Linked DNA regions of Mus musculus: region 2 is linked to region 1. Evidence: chromatin loops called from intact Hi-C (ENCODE). Cell type or tissue: heart. All regions are shown on one strand. Links, peaks and the distances in the headings refer to the core of each region. The heading gives the core; the rest is flanking DNA.

The links. Hi-C counts contacts between places; a loop is a spot of excess contacts. Peaks named below come from ENCODE experiments on the same cell type or tissue, not always from the same donor. Only the 100,000 strongest peaks of a DNase experiment are listed, where the experiment ranks them.
Region 2: a loop joins it to region 1, with 4 times the contacts of the local background. A loop is called at or near these places in 4 of 42 quality-filtered maps.

The regions. Positions count from the first base shown.
Region 1 is chr12:94,187,968-94,193,995 of GRCm38, forward strand. No RefSeq gene overlaps it. Among named protein-coding and RNA genes, the nearest start is that of Mir8099-2, 260 kb to the left of the region's middle. In heart, for the core only: a CTCF peak has its summit at 2,764 (motif pointing right); a DNase peak (open chromatin) is centred at 3,024; H3K27ac peaks cover 627 bases.
Region 2 is chr12:94,584,127-94,590,154 of GRCm38, forward strand. No RefSeq gene overlaps it. Among named protein-coding and RNA genes, the nearest start is that of Mir8099-2, 660 kb to the left of the region's middle. In heart, for the core only: no CTCF peak of the experiment used is centred there; a DNase peak (open chromatin) is centred at 3,105.

The DNA.
Region 1 (6,028 bases), core at 362-5,361:
TGTGGAGATATTAAATGACAGGTCTCTTGTGCCCAAGCAGTGAATAGCAATATTAAGATTTCTTGCCTCAGGCCAGTGCTTTGCTTCATTCATATGTTTACCACTGTGGGATTTGAGGAGCTCAGAGTGAACAATTTTTCATACATACCCATCTCTGACATCCTCCAGTTTTAAAATACTGTACAGGCCTTTGCCGATTATCTTCTGTAAGTACAGCACAGTTGCTTGCCTCTTGGGAGTTTGAAATATATCTAAAATAACCCAGAAGTGTATTCTTTGTTGCTTTGTGACCCAGAGACAGCTTATGTAAACCTCCAAAGGCTCTACAGAGACAAATGACTCTGAGCCTCGTGAGCTTTCACTGTGCAGTATGCCGGATAAAACAGGTCTATGATACAAGTTATATTTTAGCAAACAGTATCTCTCAACATGATTACATTTTGCTACCTCCCATGGAAGGAAGGAATAGATCTTAGATATAATACACATTAAGAGATGAAAAGGCTTTTAGTAAACAGAAGAACGAGGAAAAGTCCAATCATACAACTCAGCCAGCATTAGCCTTGGAAAGGATGCCCTGGGAGTCTCAGACAAGGCATACAAATGTGGTCAACATGGTGTTCTAGACAAGAGTGTTCCAAGTTGTTCTGCTGTGACATAAACCCTATAGATCACTGAGAACGTTATACTTGTTACTTTTGGAGATAACCAGAAGCATATTTCTCAATGGCTCCATACATTTTCCTAACATCACACTTTGATTTATTACTCTTTTTCACCTTCTGCATTAGTACCTGAGTTGCATTCTGAATACCACTCATTGCCCACTATCTTGCTGAAAACACATTGTTCATACCATCATCATAATCCAAAAATATCAATAGAATTTATACTTTTAAATGGATGGAAATGGTGTGCATGCTCTGCATTCTTCTTGACTACTAATTATTTTTTGTCCCTGGATTAATTCTCTTGCCTAAACACAGTATGTGGTAGAGAACAGGGTGTCAATGAAATCATGCAACTCTATGCATTGCTAAGGTATAAAGGGAATTTTGCATAAAAGTGGAGTGTTATAATTCAATAAATGATCTTTTTAAGGAGAGGTGATGCTCAGAATGGAAAATTTCATAGGGAATATCTCTTTGTGTTAAAATTGTCCTTCCTTCTTTCCTAATTCATCCTACAGAGTATCTGAGATTATGCCGTTACATACTAGGTGTTTTATGCCTTCCTAAAACTCATGCTGAAATCATAACTGCCTGTTGTCTCAGAATATAAAATTTTTGGGATTAGATATTCAATAAATGATAGTTTTCAAACAAAGATGAGCTGGTTTGCATAGATACTAACATAACACATCATTTGGAGTTAACAATATATATATATTATTTAGTCTTATATATATATTTATATATATAATATAAATATATATATATTGTTTATATAAATAAATATATATAATTTGTGTGTGTATGTAAATACAATACATATACACATACATGTATATGAAATTGCACCTGAGGCAGGTACTAGACATTGCTTCAATACAGAAAATTCAAGGAGTCCCCACAGTAGCCACTAGACAGCTAGAACCTATGGGAAAGGATGGATCCATTTTCCTGGTAAATCTCAGAAGTTATCAATGTCACTGATCATTTGAACCTTCTGATCTGGAAAATTGTGAGACAGCAAAAGTCTGTTATTGTAGGCTACTCACCCTGAGGTCTATTTTTATTATAGACATAGAAAAGTAATTGAACTGCAGGTCCATTGTTTAAAATAGTGTTATATATCTTTTCTTCTAAAGATCTTAAAGAGATTTTTATACATTCAGTTTGACAGTCTAGAAGTGACTAGGAAGCCCAGTGGTTAAGCTCATTCATGCCATGTAGTCAAAGAGTTCACAGCTCTGATTTAGTGTAAGACATCAGATCTTTGGTGCCAAGATAATTCATCTTAGCCTTCCTAGTTCTGGTAATGCCAGGGTAGTCTATTCTGGAAACTTATCAATTTTAAAACCATCCAACTCACTAATTGTGGTACTGTTCATAACTTAAGTATACAGATCCCAACCTACACGAGACTCTTAAACAAATAAAGTACATAGACTAAATGCAACAGAGCTCAGGGCTTACAGTATGGAAGGATGACTTGAGTGGATAGATGATGACTCTCTAAATCGGTGTTTCTGAGTTAAGACTAAATAAAAAGGACAAAGTTGAAGGTTAATCCAAGCTGGTGAAGCACAAATAATTAAGATACAAGAACAAGAAGAAAGAGAAGTTAAAAGCAGTCAGTACCACCAATGAGCAAAGAGACAAATTAGAATTGGGAAAGAAAGAATGACACCTCTGGGACACATGAAGGTCTGAAGGCTACTCAGAGGTATATGACTTTCATTGAGGCTGGCTTTTGGGTAAGATGAAACTGGAAAGACTTAAAATCTTATTAATATCACTTTGTCAATACCAGCTTCTTTAAGGCAAAGTCCCAGACAAAACAATTGTTTTTAACCTTTCATTTAAGTCCTTTGCTTACTTGCTGTCTCTCTTGTATTCTCTTTATCTGTCAGTGTTACTCTTCGATATTTTAAATTTAGTTTTCTTCACTTGTATTGTTTTTGTCTTGTCTTCATGTAGCAGTAGTGCGCGTGCGCGTACACACACACACACACACACACACACACACACACACACACACACCACATATCTAGAAAGATTAATTTAACTCCACTAGGGGTCACTTCTGACCCACTGATGAGTCCTTAACCCTAAAATTTTGCCTGCCTACATAGCAAATCCTGAAGGATTTTTCTTCATGCTCTCCTTTGCTAACTTGGTGACCCCATTACCATCACAAGGACTGACATCAAAGGCAATGTCATCCACACCCTCCCTGGTCACAAGCCACCTCAGGAGCCAGCCAGGCTATTTAAAAAGGCATGCCCCGGGTGCTTCCCTTTGTTCAGAGTAGACAGGCAGTCCTGGGCTGGGAGCTTGGCACTTTGACAAATGTGCCATCATTATACAAAGTGTAATGTCATAGGAAAGGCCATGACTGTGCCAGGAAGGCCAGGATGTCTGTCTGCTTCTTGCTAGCAGGCCCCCAAGTGTCCACATCCAGGCGTCCAGGAGCTTCCTTCAATTGTCTACACATTGAGTTCTTTATCCTCTTAAAGACACGCATGCGCCTCCTTAGCCATCTGCTAAAAAGTGAAACTTCCAGTGATTTATTTCCAATCTGGTCACTTGAAAACTGACAGTTTTACTAATCTGAGAAATTATAGAGGCATCGGGGACAAGTAAGGTCTTTTGGTACTCGTCTTCATGTGCATTTATGTGCATATATTAAAAATGCCCCCCACACTGGCTACAGGAACACATATATCTGTCATCATGCCTGAAGTGAAAAGGTGAGGCTAACCTTTATATACATTTCACTCCATAAATTTCAGATTCTTTGTAAAGATCAGGATAGCAATAATTTTGCTTAGTTGAATCACTGATTTAAAACTGCTAACATAAAAGATTTCCCTTTTAGATTTTTTTCCTAGCATGCAAGCAGTAAATTTCATTAAATATTATTTTGCAGAAAATCTTGACCAAATTACCATTGTTTAGATGAACTGACACAAATGGACACACACATCAAATTGAATGTCAGCGTCTGTTTTATACTTTTTATTGTCTTTTAACCATAAACTTTTATACCTAGTCTCCCAATTTATTTGTTACTTAATGTGTATTTTATCTGATGGGTCTCACTTCCACGAAGATCAACAAGAATTTATATCTCTAGTATGTCATAAATCAAGGACTTGGTTTTACTTTAATTCAGTTTCAGTAGCCTTTACATTAATGTCTATAAAGGTGTTCTATGTAGGCTCAGATGGTAAATATTTAGGATGCATAAGTTGTGTCTTCACTGTGACAATTGTTCAGCTTTGTGCTTGGAGCACGAGACAAGTGTTAGATAATTCATGAGACCATGAGAGATGCTGTGCTGTACAAAATCTTTACAGAAACTGAATACTGGGTACCTTATAGTAGTCACAGGTCATGAAATGCCATTGGTTAATTTTTTTAACTGTTTACAATGTATGGAGAAAGTTCTTAGATCACTTCCTCTAGCAAAATCCATGGCAAATGGGATGTTTTCTGTGAAGGATAGGTCATAAAGCTGTATATACATAAAATTATGAAAATTACTGTCACCTTCAGTGTATATGCCAATTGAATGAACAATTTAAATTCTGCTCAGCTCTTCATCACTTTATATCATCAGCTTGGTCATTGGGTTGTACTGCCAGGGATTAACTTATAGAAGGAAAAGAGGAGCAGATATGAATCGTATGCACTTAAGGACTGACTAAATTATAGATCTAAATAAATTATGTTACAAGGAATATGAGTGTCTTTATAAAGAGATTTACTGACAGATTCTATAACAAACAAGTAATAAAAATAAATAAATAAAATAAAAGAAGAAAAAGAAATAAAAATGTGTCCTAGGTTATCAAGATTTAATTATAAAAAGCTAAGGACTTGCCTTATGGACACAGAAAAAAGCTTTCCCAGGAAAGTCAAGCCCATTCTTCTAAGTATGTGAATGAATATAATGCAAAGTAAATATGTATTATTACTGAGTCTCAAATTATAAAACAGAAATGAGATGTGCAAATAGGTAATTCTGATAAAGTAATTGCTCAGATTACAACAGTAATCTGGAACATAGAAGATCACATATCAGACCAATTGTCCTAGGATAAGCACTTGTATCATGATGATTCTTATTCACAAATCTAGTGGTTATGTTAAGAGCAGCTATTGAGCATTAGCAAAATTAAATTTAAATGCAAACAAAAAAAACAGAATAAGAACTCAATGATATTTTATCTCTGATTATTATTTTAGAATGCAAATTCTATGGTTGTGTTTATATATAATACATGGTGAAATTTAATCCATATAGTATGTATATAACATATACATATAATGATACAACATACATCTGTACATTTAGAATATTACTATCATCATGTGTATGCTCTTTAGAACAAAAGCAAGTGTGCCTTGTGTAGTGGTGATGGAACTAAGGTCAGATTTGTAGGATATTGAATATTAGGAAGAAAGTTAAGTAACTGATTTCTCCTGGGTAGAAATAATTTGATAGTTTTTTGTGTGTGTATAGGAAGCTGGAGTTCCTTACTAACCAGCCCAAATTGCATCCAGAGGCAAGGTCTCTCCTAAGTCTTACTTTTTCCAATATATTTCCGTTAATTAGTTGTGAATAAAATACTTTAATTTCCAAACAAGGTAATTTTGTTTAATTTATAAATTAGATGATTGTACTTACACATTAGTTCTGGAGACAAGAAGCTGTGGGTGATTCTCAGTTTGTGCTTTCTCTGCTCTTTCCATACTAGGCCATGCCTGGTTGAAGGAGCACTGAAAAGATGGACAGAATGGTTGCCTGCTGATTTGGCTCAGGAAGCATTTGATGATTATTATGGAAATTGTCCAACATAGATTCCTCAGACTTGTGGCATTTCTTTTATTCCCACCTCATTCTGACAGCATTCATCTTTGACATGACATTTTCTTAAATTGGCACTCATGAATGCAGAAGGCACAATAATTTAGGTCCATTTGCTAAAACCAACTTGATGGTAACTCGGGACAGTTCAGAATACCAACAGCTGTTATACCATTTAGATTTATTTTTAGCAGCACCATTGTGAGTCTAATAAAGGTTAAATTTACCAGTACATTTATATGTCTGTCATTCTAAAGATTTGAACTTATTTTAATGAAGCAGAAAATTATATAGACAAATTTAGTTTGATTATGGGGCTACATATAATAATGGGAATAGTGAACATTGATCAGAGGCTGACATTGTACCACATGTTAATATTGAGGGATTTATTTTCCACGGTAACTCTGATAGGTAAATACTATTACCATGCTCACCTGTTTGAAAGAGTAAATGGAGAGATAAAATGTCAGCAAGTCACAATTTAGAA
Region 2 (6,028 bases), core at 463-5,462, 400 kb after region 1:
ACTTTAATTAGCCAAATTTGACAATTTTGAGCTTAGACCTCAAGTATTCTGCCTGATATTCATATGTTGGGTGGTGTGTGCCTTTTCATTTCAGGTTTCTTGAGTCCTGACACATACATTGCTTCTACAGCAAGTACTGATTGCATATCTCAATCGTGATGGGGTGATTTAAAGCCTTGCCCATATTCTATCTTACACAGCAACTAATCCTCAAGTGTTGGGATATGGGCATGTATCCCTATATCTCACAGGTCAAAGGCCTGGTTTCTATCCTTTGGCAGTGTCAGAAGGTGCTGACACTTATAAAAACTGGAGTTAAGTAGGTGGTTTAATGGTCATTATGGATGTGTCTATGAAGGTGGTCCTGGAACACTGATCTCTGCATGTCTTTCACGGTTGACCAGCTGCACTGAGTTGAAATACTCCCTCTTCACATTCCTTAGATATGTGTAGTACATCACACATGCCCAAAACTCAGAGCCAACTGAACATGGACTTAAAAGCTGGGATTTAAAATGCAACTTTCTTCCTGAGAAGTTAGTTGGTTTAGCAGTATTTTTCACAGTATCAGAAAATTGTGTAGGACAATATAAGAACACATTTGTCTTTAAGGTGAGTTGCTTCTGGTCCACAGCACATGGCAAGAATACCTGTGCTATGATGAGCACACATAGGAAACTCAGTTCTTGATCCTTGCTAGTGTTCTGTAGGATGCATAAAGATTCTGACAACTCTACAAACAGTACAACTAGCATAAGCAATGGGGAAAGAACAGCCAAAAGTGTAAGTGATAACATCCCTTTCCCTTCCAGTGTTTGATTGACATCAACTTGGTGATACTTTCCCACCAATCCTTGGCAGTGGCACTTACCAATACAAACACAGCTAATGAGAAATCTATGTCCTTTAGTTCATGCATTGCTTCCAGTGTCACTACTTGGAGATATATATATTTTTTTAATGTGGCTTTGGGGACAGAGGCTAAATTGCTGAAAAGATTAATTCAATTCCATACAAGGTCAGTATTTTTCAAGAGTGTTTGGGAATTACTATGCATAGTGAACTGTCTGGCCTTATATGTGTGTGTTTAGCATTCAAATTAGGAGCTGGAGAGATGTCTCAGTAGGTAATGCACTTGTCATGCATGCATATCATAAGCTGAGCACCCTGGCAAACATCTGTCAGTGTAGCAGTTGTATTCTGGAGCTCATTGAGAGCATACTCTAGCCAAATCAATGCACTTCAGGTTAAGGTACAGACACTGTCTCTTAAAATAAGGTAAAATCAATGGAGGGGTATATTGGATGCCAAATTCTGGGTTAGCCTGTCATGCACACCCACATCAAAACACACATATGCAAAAATATGAAGGTATACACAATTTAAAATGCATATTTTGAGATCATTAATGCTTAAATGTGTAATATTTTCTTCATTGTCCTAAGTTTCTAGGGAAATCAGGAGCTATTCTTAAAGTCAGGAACCTATCATCTCAGTTTAGATCTTTAGGCAGAGTAATGAACAATGGTGCATTCCGCCTGATGCCCTGCCAACTGCGGTAATATTTATCCTCATTGTCTTCCAGATGCAATTTTAAGGAGAAAGGAAATTCTTCAGCAGCCACCTGAAGATGTAAGTGCCCAGATATCCCACAATACAATCCCTGTAGCAGACACACATTGTTCCTTCCTTGCCAGTTGTCAGAGGAAGTCCCTGCTGATGTAGGTGGCTACTTAGAAGGCAACAGCAATGTAGCAGGCTTGGAGATATACCAGATGGAAGCCAACTTCTCTTGATCCCTGCTTGTCAGTCTTCTCAAGAATTGCTCCAGAAAATGGCATATACAGGATTTTACTACTAAAGGCACAGCCAGTGCTCTCATTAACCAGCTCTATTGAATGTGTTTTATTCTTTTGATTAACTTTATGCCTTTGTGATTACCTGTGGAAAATATCACATTATCCTTTTATTGTTTTTAACCATAAAATTTAACATAGGTGTGGAGGGTAAATATACTTTCATAAACATTATTTTCATTCAGCTGTATAAGCATCCTATCAAGGAAATCATTTAATTATAGACAAAAAAAATGAAGGTAAGGGAGAATAAATGGTCAGAGGGGTGATATGAAGGAGCTGCTGACATAGCCCATTGGCTAAAAGTACATCCTGTGCTAACAGGACATGATCTCAGCTATCTACAAAATCCCAGGCAAGGCTACGTGTGACTAATCCAGGTGCTATGAGAAAGTGGATACTGGAGATTTCATGTTGCTTGTTGATATCAGACCATCTCCAAGCCAATGAGAGATCACATCTCAATGTAATAATGTGAAGAGTAACTGAATATAATATTCAGTGTCCTCCTCTGGCTTCCATAAATATATATGTCCTCACTTATAAGTATGTACATAGCACACACAACCATACACATGCATGAATACCGTGTATGTGTCAGAAATATAAAAAGTAGTATTCATTACATAATATACATAATTTACATGGTAACCCATATATTGTTATGAATATAGACAGTTACATTTACACAAAATTGGAACAAATGACAGTTGACAGTCCATTATCTATCTTATGTCATTTGATTTTAAATTCAGCAACCATGCTTCTTTAATATACAACAGTATCAATCACACAGGGTCATGATGTGGAAATGTACCATTCTGTCTTCTTAGCATGGATTTAGCTGCTCTCACAACTAATGGAGGACAATGTTATTCTCAGCTTCAGCACTACTATTCACTCCTTCTAGTCAGTTCACGCTGACCCATCTAAAATACCTGCTATTCTTGGTGACAACAAATTATCCTGCCATTTAATGAAGGAAGTAGTTTTTATTGTTTCCAGTCAAAACCAGTAGAGGGGTTAATAGTGCTTTTTTTGCCATTGCCCAAAATATAAGACATAGCCTAGAGAAAAAATTGTTAATAATCACAACTCTCGGGCATGGGATCCCAGTTCATATTTCTGAAGCCATTCTCAGTTAGAAAGATGTGTTGATAGCCAAGTTCCTGGCAAAGGTAGCAGCTAATGCCTATTAAGCAGTGGAGTGTCGCTGGCCTGATAAGTTGTCTTGGCTCTGTGAATACCCATTAGGCAGTAGGATTGTCCCCCAGGGAAACTGCATCACACTGCTGAGACAATCGAATTCCCTATAACCAGGGACTTAAAATATCTATTGTTGAGTTCTTGTCATTTCCTGACATTTTTTTCTTTTGATATTTTTCTAAGCTTGAGGTTCACGAAAAGGTGAACATTAATCACAACATTTGAGAAAAATCCCTTAGCTTGTTATGTGTGATGAATATGTTAAAAACAGGCTTAAGCCAGGGCCAAAAAATGTTACTTTTGACTTTTTAGTTAATCATGATAACTGCTAAAATCAAAGGAGGAACAACTTTGAACTTTGAGTCTTTTGTAAGCAACCCTGAGCTAAGAAATAGTGTTTTCACAAACTAAATACTTGAAATCTTCCTGATTTGCATACTGATTAAGTTATAAATTAGATTCACGACTATGTTTATTTTAAACATTTTTTAATAACACAGTTGAGTAAATTTACAACTTACAGAAATCAGTGTGCACTTATGTTTAAGAAACTCAGCTAAAGGTAGGGGGTTCAATATGAGGAACCTGCTCTGATATAAGTATGAAAGGTTATAGTGAAACGTATTAATTTGTATTCAAGCTAAAATAATTAGGACAAACAGCAAATAATTATTCCAAATGTATTTAAAAGCACAAGCAATCCCTATAGTTTTTCTACTTGCTTGTTTTATTTTAAAATCTATCCACTATAAAAGAACCTACTTCAACATCAATTTTTATGATGTATAATAACCATAAAATGAAATAATTTTATTTAAAGAAAAAATATCATGCTCTATTGTATTTATATTTTAAATGATGAATGCCTTGATTATTAAATGTTTTCTCCTAAAATGACAATAAGATATTTAAGTATGTTCAAAATAAACACTAAATCTGAGGAATGTCAAGCTAAGAAAAACCTTAATTTTTTTTATTTTAATTAAAATAAAGTTACATTGTTTCCCCCTTTTCCTTTCTTCACTCTCATCCTTCCCATGCACCAACCTCCTTTGCTCATTCTGGAATTCATGGCCTCTTTTTCTTTAAGTACTTTTGTTACACATGCATACACACACACACACACACACACACACACACACAAAGAAGCACACATGCATGCTTATATGACTAAATATATAATACAGCATGCTCAGTCCATTTACGGTTATTTTACTTGTAAGTCTATGATAGTGAAACATTACTTAATACATACAATTAAGTTAATATCTAAAATAATTTCAACTTACTTACAAGTTCTAAATTTAATAAGTTCATGAAGTAGTTATGTGTTATGCTCATAGTCTTTTGTAATTGATTTAATTCTTCTTTGGGTATAATCTAATAGCAAAGATAAACAGTATAGTAGTTTGTTCCAAGGGAAAAATTAACTGAGTACAAATTTTTCTTCACCATTCAACAGTGGAACATTAAGTAGACAGCTAAACCATGCACTCAAATATTCTCTCCCTTTTCTGTAGCAGGCTTGGCCACTCGAAAGGAAAAACAAATATAGTAACACAATCAAGGTTGGTGCATTACGCATTTCAGGCTATTGTTTTAGCTCTACTGACTCTCTCCTTGCCAAGAGTAACATAAAGCAATCTTAAGTCACCAATGAAGTGGTGACAGGGGACAAATGTCCTCAGAAGTGTCAACGAGTTTCAGTGTTTATACATGGAAAATATAAACTCCTCAGGCTGCCTTTCATGTTGATTTTAACTTGAAATCTTAACAGCTTCAAACTGGTAAGTAGACCAGTGTAGCCGCTGATGATCTACGAAGATGTCACAGGCAAGGGAGATAGTCCACAAACATACATAAATGCCTTTTGTGATACAATACTGAGATGCATTTTTATAGGATACACATGCATGAAGCTGCGTCTTCAGAAGCCAGCTTTGGATCCACTAACTCAACTTGCTGCAGCTGCGAGTGACTACATACCTCTCGGCAGCTCTTCAGGATGAAGTTGGCTTTGCTTAAAACCAGCTCTGAGGGAACTGTCATTGTGATCTCCTGGGTAAGATTAATTCTTGGGCTGGCTGGCCTCTTGGCCAAGTTTATTAGCAATAATAAATCACTTCGGCCACCCAATCCTTCTGTCTTCTCTCTTTGTCCATAGACTGTAACAGTCTTGTTGCTTAGGGTTTGTTCTTACTTATCTATTCTGAGAACACAGACTATTTTCAATTCACACTCATTCTCTGTAGTCATGTATTCCATATAGGTACAAACTTTAAGACATTTGTCGAGGGGGGGAAGGGGACATATGGACTATTTCGAATATTTTTAAAAGTACTTGCTGGTCTTACCAAGAATTCTGGCATGATTCCAATAACCTACATGGTAGAACCTCACACTCTCTTCTGGCTGCAGGGGGCATAGGACATGCAAACTACTCACATGCATATAGACATTAATATATATATAATAAAAGCAAATAAATCTTTTAAAAAGATAATGCTATGTTGAAAGTGCCCTACCATTCAACTTTCTAGATTATATCAATGTTACCATGAAGTGTACCTGACAGTACCTCTTTTGGTCATTGATGTACCTCCAGACTTTAAACTGTACAGTGGAAAACTAAGTGGAAACTCATTAGGGTTTCAATAGATGAAAGTATTAGTGATTTGTACAAGTCTAACTCACTTACTTTAGTCTGCTTTTTTTTTTTTTTTTTTTTTTTTTTTTTTTTTTTGGTGTTTTCTAGGTGCTTTGTTTGCTGTGTTTGCTAATTAACTACCTTAATGCTAAACTACTGGGATCCTGCTTTTTTTCCACATGTTTTTTTTTGTTTGTTTGTTTTGTTTTGTTTTGTTTTTTAATTTATATATATATTTATTTATTAGGTATTTTCCTCATTTACATTTCCAATGCTATCCCAAAAGTCCCCCATACCCTGCCCCCCACTCCCCTACCCA